Linked DNA regions of Homo sapiens: region 1 is linked to region 2. A link is a contact called in ENCODE Hi-C or POLR2A ChIA-PET data. All regions are on one chromosome and are shown on one strand. The core of a region is the stretch at or near the end of the contact, and the rest is flanking DNA. Distances in the headings are between cores, read along the strand shown.

Region 1 (4,887 bases), core at 320-2,819, 2.2 Mb after region 2:
CCCAGGCTGGTCTCAAACTCTTGAACTCAAATGATCCTCCTGCCTTGGCCTCCCAAAGTGCTGAAATTACAGGCATGAGCTACCGCACCTGGCCTATATTGTATGCTTTTTGTTGTTGTTGTTTAGTTTTTGTTATTGCTTTTGTTATTATATTTTCTATTTCTTATTGCTGTTAGCAGTAGTATAAGGCAGATGAGAAAGTGTGGCTTCTAAAGGTTGAGTAACTTGACTGCATGCTTTTCACTGACACTACACCGTTACGTACTCAGGCTATTACCATGAAAAGGAAAACTCAGTACTACAGCTACTGTGAATTTAACACAGTGACAACCCCAAGGTCTTTGTTGGGTGTTTTAACTACACTCTCATCAATCCTCCCTTCACTGACCCGATGAGAAAACCGGGGCTTCCAGTGAGGTTGGATATAGACCAAAGATGGTTTGATTTTAAAATCAATCCTCTTTCAGCCAGGCACAGTGGCTCACGCCTGTAATCCCAGCACTTTGGGAGGCCAAGGCGGGCGGATCGCTTGAGTTCAGTTCAAGACCAGTCTAGCAAACATGGCGAAACCCCATCTCTACTAAAAATACAAAAATTTGCCGGGCTAGGTGGCAGGACGATCTCTTGAGCCCAGGAGGTCGAGGCTGCAGTGAGCTATGATGACACCACTGCACTCCAGCCTGAGCGACAGAGCGAGACCCTGTCTCTAAAAAATAAATTAAAACAAAAAAATCCCCTTTCTGAGTTGTTCATTGAAACACCTCAGCTGGTATACATTTTCAATGGACTTTTGAATTTTGCTTTCCTAACATCAGAACTCCTGCAGTCACGCTGGCCTGAGTGAGAATTCCACCGCATATAAACAGCTAGCAGCGGTGGGGCCTCGGGCCTCAACCTCTCTGGGCCTCCCCTTCCTTCCCTGTAATTGGGAATAACTGTCGACTCACTGGGTGCTAAGCGAATGACACGACCCGGCACAACATCTGGCACTGCCACCCAATAAATGTTGATGGCCACCCCTAACGCCTTCCCCTCCTGGGCTTGCAGCCAGCTCGAGGGTCGTCCTGCCGGAAGTCTGTCCACCCAGAGGAGCCAACTTCTTGAAGAGAGCCGAACAGGTCGAGGGAGGCCGGGAGCGCGGAAGAGAGAGAAGGAGAGAAGGAGGAAGCCGCGGCCTGCACCTTTTGGTCCAGCTCCAGGCGATAGGGCACGGGCTGGATCCTGCGGCGCGGTCGGGCGCCGGCGCGGGGCCCGGGCCCGGAGCTGGGCACCACAAAGGAAGGCACGCCCAGCGCCCCCGAGAAGCTGAAGCCCCACACGAAGACGCGATCGGCGCGGGCAGCGCGCTCGCCCACGTACTGGACCACGGGCACCTCCGCCTCGGCTTCTGCCGCTTCGCGCCGGCTCCGGGAGCGCCCGGCCGCCGTCCAGTGCCCTCGCCCCAGCCCCGGCCCGCTCAGCCGCCGCCCCAGCCGAGCCCCAGCCACCAACGCCACCAGCGCCATCCTCCGTTCCGCGCCTCAGCAGCCTCTGGGCGCCGCCATCTTGCGTGACCCTTAACACCAGTCCTCGCCGGAAGAGGCTACGGCCACTTTTACTCCTGGTTGAAGGCAAAGGCGCTGACGGCAGCCCAAGGCTCAGGGAGGCGTGGCGTGGCGATGGTGAGGGGCGGGGTTAGGGGCGGGATTAGGATTCTTGTCCCTTAGCGAAACTGCGTGTCCTGTTTTGCTCCCTTGCTATTGCCCCGCGACATTTCTTACCTGGCCTTGCTGCAGCCGTCTCCGCTCCGGTCTGCTCCCACGCCGCCCCAGGCCGTCCTCCAGCGACAGCGAGCTGGAGTGGACGATTCCCTGCTGCCTTCGCATCCCCTGCCCAGGTCCCCTCAAACCTATCGACAGGCTCACTGCAACCTCCCCCTCCTGGGTTCAAGTGACTCTCGTGTCTCAGCCTCCCGAGTAGCTGGGACCACAGGCGTACGCCACCACGCCCGGCTAATTTTTGTATTTTTAGTAGAGACAGGGTTTCACGATGTTGGCCAGGTTGGTTTTGAACTCCTGACCTCCAGTGATCCACCCACCTCGGCCTCCCAAAGTGCTGGGATTACAGGCATAAGCCACCGCCCCCAGCCTGTGCAGGCCTGTTTTATGGAAGATGACTGGGGAAAACCCACTAATAAAATGTGGTGACCACAAGACTGCTCATGGAAAGCCTCTTACTACAGGGAGTAAAATTCATGAAGGCACTGAAACCACCAGTCTCCCGGGCTATGAAATGTATTCTCTGCGGCGGACCCAGTCTTCCAGCACTTTGGAAGACAAAGGTGGGAGAATCACTTGAGAGTTCGAGACCAGCCTGGGCAAATAGTGGGACCCTTTCTCTACAAAAAAATTTAAAAATTAGCTCGGCGTGATGGTGTGCACCTGTGGTGCCAGCTACTTAGGAGACTGAGGCAGGTGGATGGCTTAAGCCCAGGAGTTCGAGGCTGCAGTGAGCCATGATTGCACCACTGCACTCCAGCCAGGACAGCAGAGTGAGACCCTGTCTCTGAAAAAAAAAAAAATTAAATTAAATGTAAATATAAAAGTAAAAATAAATGTGTCTATGGACCCGCCTGGTAGTAAGTTCCCTGCCACCATTTGGGATAGATAAACTTAGCCATTCACATCGGTCCCCTTACCCTGTCTCGACCCAGCCAGTATTCAATCAGAACACACACTGTTTGCCACATGGAATTGTAGATGCTAGTGCCACCTTCAAAGATGTAAAAGATTCAGAGGGGTGGTGATTCCTATCCAATGGGTAGCTCCCCATTGAGTTCACCTGTTTGGCTCCTAAAAAAACTGATGGATTGGCCAGGCATAGTGGCTCACACCTGTAATCCCAGCATTTTGGGAGGGCAAGGCAGGCACATCACGAGGTCAAGAGATGGAGACCATCCTGGCCAACATAGTAAAACCCCATTTCTACTGAAAATACAAAAATTAGCTGGGCGTGGTGGAACGCACTGTAGTCTCAGCTACTTGGGAGGCTGAGGCAGGAGAATAGCTTGAACCCGGGAGGCGGAGGTTGCAGTGAGCCGAGATCGCACCACTGCACTCCAGCCTGGCGACAGAGCGAGGCTCCGTCTCAAAAAATAAAAAAAGATGGACTGTGGTAGGGGACAGGGGACCACCATACATTTAGGCAAGTGCATGGTCCAACTCATAGCTGCTGTGTCAAGCGTGCCGTCTGTTTTTTTGTTCGTTTGTTTGTTTTTTGAGACAGAGTCTCAGTCTATCACCCAGGCTTGAGTACGGTGACATGATCTCGACTCACTGCAACCTCCGCCTCCTGGGTTCAAGCAATTCTCCTGCCTCAGCCTCCCAAGTAGTTGGGATTACAGGCGTGCACAACCACACCCGGTTAATTTTTTGTATTTTTAGTAGAGACGGAATTTCACCATGGTGGCCATGACTGGTCCCCAACTCCTGACCTCAGGTGATCTGCCCGCCTCCACCTCCCAAAGTGCTGAGATTACAGGCCTGAGCCACCGCGCCCAGCCATGGCATCTGTTTTACCAGAAGAGATCAACACACCCTCTGAAACATGATACAGGACACTGATCTGGTGAGTGGGTTCTTTTCAATCCCTAACAGAAAAGAGGACCAAAAACAGTTTGCCTCTGCGTGAAGGAAAGCATTACTCATGAACTCTCCCACTGTCTCACTCCCGACACCACCCACATTAAGTATCTGTTACAAGACCTTGTCTCCAGCCGGGCGCGGTGGCTCATGCCTGTAATCCCAGCACTTTGGAAGGCTGAGGTGGGCGGATCACGAGGTCAGAAGTTTGAGACCAGTCTGGCCAACATAGTGAAACCCTGTCTCTACTAGAAATATGCAAAAAATTAGCTGGGTGTGGTGGTGTGTGCCTGTAATCCCAGCTACTCAGGAGGCTGAGGCAGGAAAATCATGTGAAACCGGGAGGCGGAGGTTGCAGTGAGCCGAGATCGTGCCCCTGCACTCCAGCCTGGGCGACAGAACGAGACTCCATCTCAAAACAAAAAAACAAAAAAAACTTATCTCCGTCTCTATTCCTTTATTCCTTATCTCTGTCTTTATTCCTTTATTTTTTATTTTTTTGAGACGGAGTTTCACTTTTGTTGCCCAGGCTGGAGTACAGTGGCGTGACCTCAGCTCACTGCATCCTCCACCTCCTGGCTCAAGCGATTCTCCTGCCTCAGCCTCCTGAGTAGCTGGAATTACAGGCGCCCACCACCACGCCCGGCTAATTTTGTTTTGTATTTTTAGTAGAGACGGGGCTCCACCCTATTGGCCAGGCTGGTCTCGAACTCCTGAACTCAGGTGATCCACCCGCCTCGGCCTCCCAAAGTGCTGGGATTACAGGCATGAGCCACCGTGCCCGGCCTATTTATTCATTTATTTACTCATTTTTTAGAGACAGAATTTGGCTGCACTTGAGTTGATAAATCTGAGACATATATTGATAAAGGACAATTATGTAAATATTATAAATATAGTTAATATTAATAGTTAATATAGGGAATATTTATATATTTACGAAATGCATACACAGTTCAGCTGGGTGGAGTGGCTCATGCCTATAATCCCAGCACTTTGGGAGGCTAAGGCAGGAGGACTGCTTGAGCCCAGGAGTTCGAGACCAGCCTGGGCAACATAACAAGACCTTGTCTGTATACAAAATTTAAGAATTAGCCTGGCATGTTGGAGCCCACCTGTGGTCCCAGCTACTTGGGAGACTGAGGTGGGAGGATTCTTGAGCCTGGGAGGTCGAGGCTGTAGTGAGCTGCATTTGCACCACTGCACTCCGGCCTGGGTGACAGAACAAACCCTGTCTCAAAAAAAAAAAAAAAAAGAAAGAAAGAAA
Region 2 (4,799 bases), core at 529-3,028:
ATAGGCAGGACCCACATTTTTAAGGCTCATGATTTCCATTCCCTCCAAGAAAAAACTTTACATACTTTTATCCTATAAGGTATTTTAGTAGAATAATAGTAGGAACTTATTTTCTGATCCTTAATTAATGGAAAGAGAGGACTACTGACCCTTAAAGGTATAAAACAAATTTGTTTTTCATATAAAAGGTTCACTTTTCATTACAAAAATCTTCCTGTATCTTAAAAATGAGACACACCTATCAAAGAAAAAGTAAGTAACTTAATCCAAGATAACTTAGTCTCCAAAAACTTAGAGAAGAAATTTATTTTAGGCATTTCATTAAAATGTCTAAAGACCAAACACAAAAGTAATTAAAGGTTCCTTTTAGTGTTTAAATCCTCTATAAAATCTGATGCCTAAATACTCTATTAAAAAAAATAACTCCACTTACCTGCATCTCGATGACAATCTGGACACAAATCCAAAGGCTAATGCTAACAGCAAAGCCCAGATAAATGTAAAACCTGTTTATCCATAATGATATTAAAGGTGAGGAGAGGTCCCATGTATCCGCAGAAGGATCTAAATTTAAAATGACACACACAGATAATTTCATTTAAAGCTACATATACAAAGATATCCTTCCCGATTTTAAGAAGAAAATAAAACCAACCTTACATTCAACAACCCAGCTAAGAAATCTAATTTAAAAATCAACTGTTGGCCGGGCACAGTGGCTCATGCCTGTAATCCCAGCACTTTGGGTGGCTGAGGCGGGCAGATCACCTGAGGTCAGGAGTTCGAGACCAGCCTGGCCAACATGGTGAAACCCCGCCTCTACTAAAAATACAAAAATTAGCCGGGCATGGTGGCGCGCGCCTGTAATCCCAGCTACTCGGGAGGCTGAGGCAGGAGAACTGCTTGCACCTGGGAGGCAGAGGTTGCAGTGAGCCAAGATTGCGCCACCGCACTCCAGCCTGGGCGACAGAGCAAGGCTCCATCTCGTGGGGGGGGCGGGGGAATCAACTGTAATAAAAATAACACACTATGTAGTAACGTAATAAAATTATCATACTGTTAACACTAACTCAAAGAAAAAACAGAATATAAAACTGTATCTTCACTTCGAAATGAGCATTTAGAAGCAAGAGAAGGAACATAAAGTAAAAATACTTCATGTGAAATTAAGTTAATTGTTTTGTTGTGCTTGCTCCATAAAAAAAGCTTAAGTAGTAAAAGTATTCTTTTTACTAACTGTACTTTCAAAGGCTCACGGTTAAACTTGTAAAAGATTCTCAAGTAACTGACCTTACGTCTCATTTTTTTTTTTAAGAGAGATATGGAAGGACCTGGCTTCAAACGTTCAACCTGGCAGCAATTTCAAAAGTCGAAGCCTGAAATTTAGGCTTTACAGGTGCAAAAGTCCTAATACACGTGGGTAAAGTGGGAGGGGTAGTTTTCTGTCTAACCCCCTAGCCTCAAAAGGCAAAAGCCAGGTCAAAAGTAGGGATCGGTCCTCCTTGCTCTCAGCGGCGGCTAGCCGGTGCTGTCAAGTGCAACAGTCTCCGAAGGAAGGGGACCGAGGACGCCACTCCGCCCGGAGAGGGTCTCAGTAAAACGTTTACCTCCCCTGCCGCCCCAGGGTCCTTGCCCGCCGAGTGCCCTTACCCATCCTCCTCAGAGCCGACAGGAGACTAGGATCTCGGACCTGGAGAGCCCAAAGGTTCGCACTGGTACTGCGAGACGCACCGAGCTACCTCGCGGCGTTAGCGCCGTACCGAGTGGCTGCAGAACTGTGGGCAGCTACGACGCTGCCAGGCCCGTCCTGATTGGTTCAGAGGACGAAGAGGTGGGCCCAGAGGAAAGCCCGGAGCTCCGGGAAAGGAAGCCAGTGCCCGGTGCGCTCTCGGCCCTGCTCCGATTGGCTCAGAGGGGAAAGGGGGCGTGTCCAGAAATAAGCACCGCCCGGAGTTCCGGGCGATGAGGGCGGAGCGCTTCCGCCTCCGTTTGGATTGGCTCAGACTGGGAAAAGGCGGGTCCAGAGAGAAATGATTGGCATGGGAAAATTAAAAGAGGAAAGGAGTGGGGAGCGGGGGAAATGCTATGTGGGCCTGTTTGGATCTTAATTGAAATAAACCGACTGTAGAAAGGCATTATTTTTGGGAAACCCCGAGGGTAAACCCCGAGGATGACTTAATATCATCTAATAGATGATATTAAGGAATTGTAGTTAATCTCGTCGCGTGTATCTGTTAAGGGCTATAGGCTGAAGTATTTAATGCTGAAACCATATGATGCTTTCTTTAAAATACCCCCAACCGGCCGGGCGCTGTGACTCAAACCTGTAATCCCAGCACTTTGGGAAGCCGAAGCGGGAGGATCGCTTGAGCCCAGGAGTTCGAGACCAGCCTGAGCAACATAGTGAGACCTCGTCTGTACAAAAAATTTTTTTAATTATTTATTTAATTAAATTAGCTTGGCGTGGCCGCTCACACCTGTAGTCCCAGCTACTTGGGAAGCTAACGCTGGAAGATCGCTCGAACCCAGGAGGTCGAAGCTGCAGTGGGGCCATGACCCTGCCACTGCACTCCAGCCTGGGTGACAGAGTGAGACTGACTTTAAAAAAAAAAAGTAAATAAAAAAGCAACAAAAAAAATGAAAAAAGAATAAAACAAGGATGGCAAAATGTTGATAGCGCGGTGATGGGTACATGGAAGGTTCATTACACTTTTTTGTCTACATTTTATGTTAAAATATTTCTATTATAAAAGGGTGAGTAAATAAAAATATTTATCATAAAATAATTCCATTATAAAAAAATTTCTATTATAAAGTGGGTCTGGCCCTTGAATTCCGCGGAACGAGGTGGTGCCAACGCTGTGTTTCAACCCGGTCACTAAACATCCGCGAGCATCCTGTCAGAGCTCTCAGCTCATTGGCGAAAGTAAAACGCCAAGGAAAAGCACCTCCCTTTTTGGGCGTGGAAAGATGGCGGTAAAAGCCACAATGCGCAGGCGTCATCGCTCACTTCTCCCCTCCCGGCTTCTGCTCCACCTGACGCCTGCGCAGTAAGTAAGCCTGCCAGACACGCTGTGGCGGCTGCCTGAAGCTAGTGAGTCGCGGCGCCGCGCACTTGTGGTTGGGTCAGTGCCGCGCGCCGCTCGGTCGTTACCGCGAGGCGCTGGTGGCCTTCAGGCTGGACGGCGCGGGTCAGCCCTGGTTTGCCGGCTTCTGGGTCTTTGAACAGCCGCGATGTCGATCTTCACCCCCACCAACCAGATCCGCCTAACCAATGTGGCCGTGGTACGGATGAAGCGCGCCAGGAAGCGCTTCGAAATCGCCTGCTACAAAAACAAGGTCGTCGGCTGGCGGAGCGGCTTGTGAGTAGCCCCCTCCCTCGGGCCTGGGCCTGGGCCTGAGCCGTCACCTCCGAGGCGGCCTGTCTCTGCCCAAGTCGAGTGAATGGGCCAGGCTGGGGTGTTTGTTGGCCCGGGAGGAAATGGAACATTCCTGCTGTGAGCATGAGACGTCGCTGTCCGAGCTTGGCGCCTAAGCCAAGGGTTTCTTTATTTGGTTGGTTCCGATTGGGTTGTTGGTTTGGGGTTTTGTTTTGTTGGTGTCATAAAAGCTGCAGCCAAGAAATCTCATAATTGTGGTCCTTTTCCTAGAATAATGATGGCTGAGAACCTAGTGTTCCGAATACTGTCATAGATCTCAGTAGCCCTAGCAGTTTAAAGTGCGTAGTGTCTTCACTGCTGCCATCTAGGGACTGGCATTCCGTGGCAGCAGCTGTCTGCACCCCACCCTTGTGTTTCTTACGTCCTCCCATGACATTTTTCTCCAGTGAGCAAATGGTAGGGCAAATACAGTTCTGAGTTTTGAAAATGTTCCCTCAGGCCGATGCGGGCAGATCACTTGAGGCCAGGAGTTCGAGGCCAGCCTGGCCAACATGAAACACCATCTCTACTAAAAATACAAAATTAGCCGGGTGTGGTGGCGCATGCCTGTAATCCCAGCTACTCAGGAGGCTGAGGCAGGAGAATCACTTGAACCCGGGAGGCGGACGTTGCAGTGAGCCGAGATCGCGCCATTGCACTCCAGCCTGGGCAAAAACAGTGAAATTCCATCTAAGGGCGGGGGGGGAAGAAAACTGCCCTCTACACTAAAGGTCATCAGGGGGATTTGTTGTGTCTTGCCGTTCATGTTGTTGCCATCTCGTATTTAAATGTAAATGCATGTCCAAGTTTCAAGTATATTCACATAGGACTTTCTCTCCTGCCCTCACAAGGGAAAAAGACCTTGATGAAGTTCTGCAGACCCACTCAGTGTTTGTAAATGTTTCCTAAGGTCAGGTTGCCAAGAAGGAAGATCTCATCAGTGCGTTTGGAACAGATGACCAAACTGAAATCTGTAAGCAGGCGGGTAACAGCTGCAGCATAGCTAACCCTAATAACCATTTATAACGTATTTGTAGATATATTAAACATTAAAGGCTGTTTTTCTGGAGGAAAGACTAACCAAGCAATAATGTGAACTGCACAATATCACTTCTAATAATAAAGAACTTGGTGGTTTTGTTTTTTTGTGTTTTTTTTTTTTGCCAAAACCTCCTGAAATCAGATTTTCTACTAAATTACCTCATTTTTCTATAAATTACCTCATTTATAGAATGTGGTATACCTGAAAACTGAATTTGTTTTCAAGTATTTCATCTTTCAGACCCTTTTATTTTTTTGGCAGGGGACAGAGTCTTGCTCTGTTGCCCTTGGCTGGAGTGCAGTGCACTTCACTGCACTCAGCTCACTGCAACCTCTGCC

The links. Hi-C counts contacts between places; a loop is a spot of excess contacts on that map. ChIA-PET counts read pairs that join two places held with the same protein, here RNA polymerase II (POLR2A). Pooled maps may share reads with other maps.
Region 1: a map of naive thymus-derived CD4-positive, alpha-beta T cell shows a loop between it and region 2 (21-fold over the local background). The contact joins the promoter of RCC1L here to the promoter of TYW1B in region 2. A Hi-C loop is called at or near these places in 1 of 168 maps with a recorded cell type or tissue (naive thymus-derived CD4-positive, alpha-beta T cell), 4 of 37 single-sample maps with no recorded cell type and 7 of 50 pooled maps. POLR2A ChIA-PET finds 5 or more read pairs at or near these places in 1 of 52 experiments (GM10248).

What each region holds. Positions count from the first base shown.
Region 1 is chr7:75,072,233-75,077,119 of GRCh38, forward strand. It overlaps RCC1L (RCC1 like), which reads right to left and starts at 1,570. Exons shown (of 11, transcript NM_030798.5): 1 at 1,182-1,570. The coding sequence starts at 1,505. RefSeq lists a silencer at 1,256-1,475.
Region 2 is chr7:72,826,422-72,831,220 of GRCh38, forward strand. TYW1B (tRNA-yW synthesizing protein 1 homolog B) reads right to left here and starts at 1,779. Exons shown (of 14, transcript NM_001145440.3): 1 at 1,651-1,779; 2 at 434-564. The coding sequence starts at 1,654. It also overlaps the pseudogene SBDSP1. RefSeq lists a silencer at 1,689-1,948 and enhancers at 1,749-2,043, 2,279-2,328.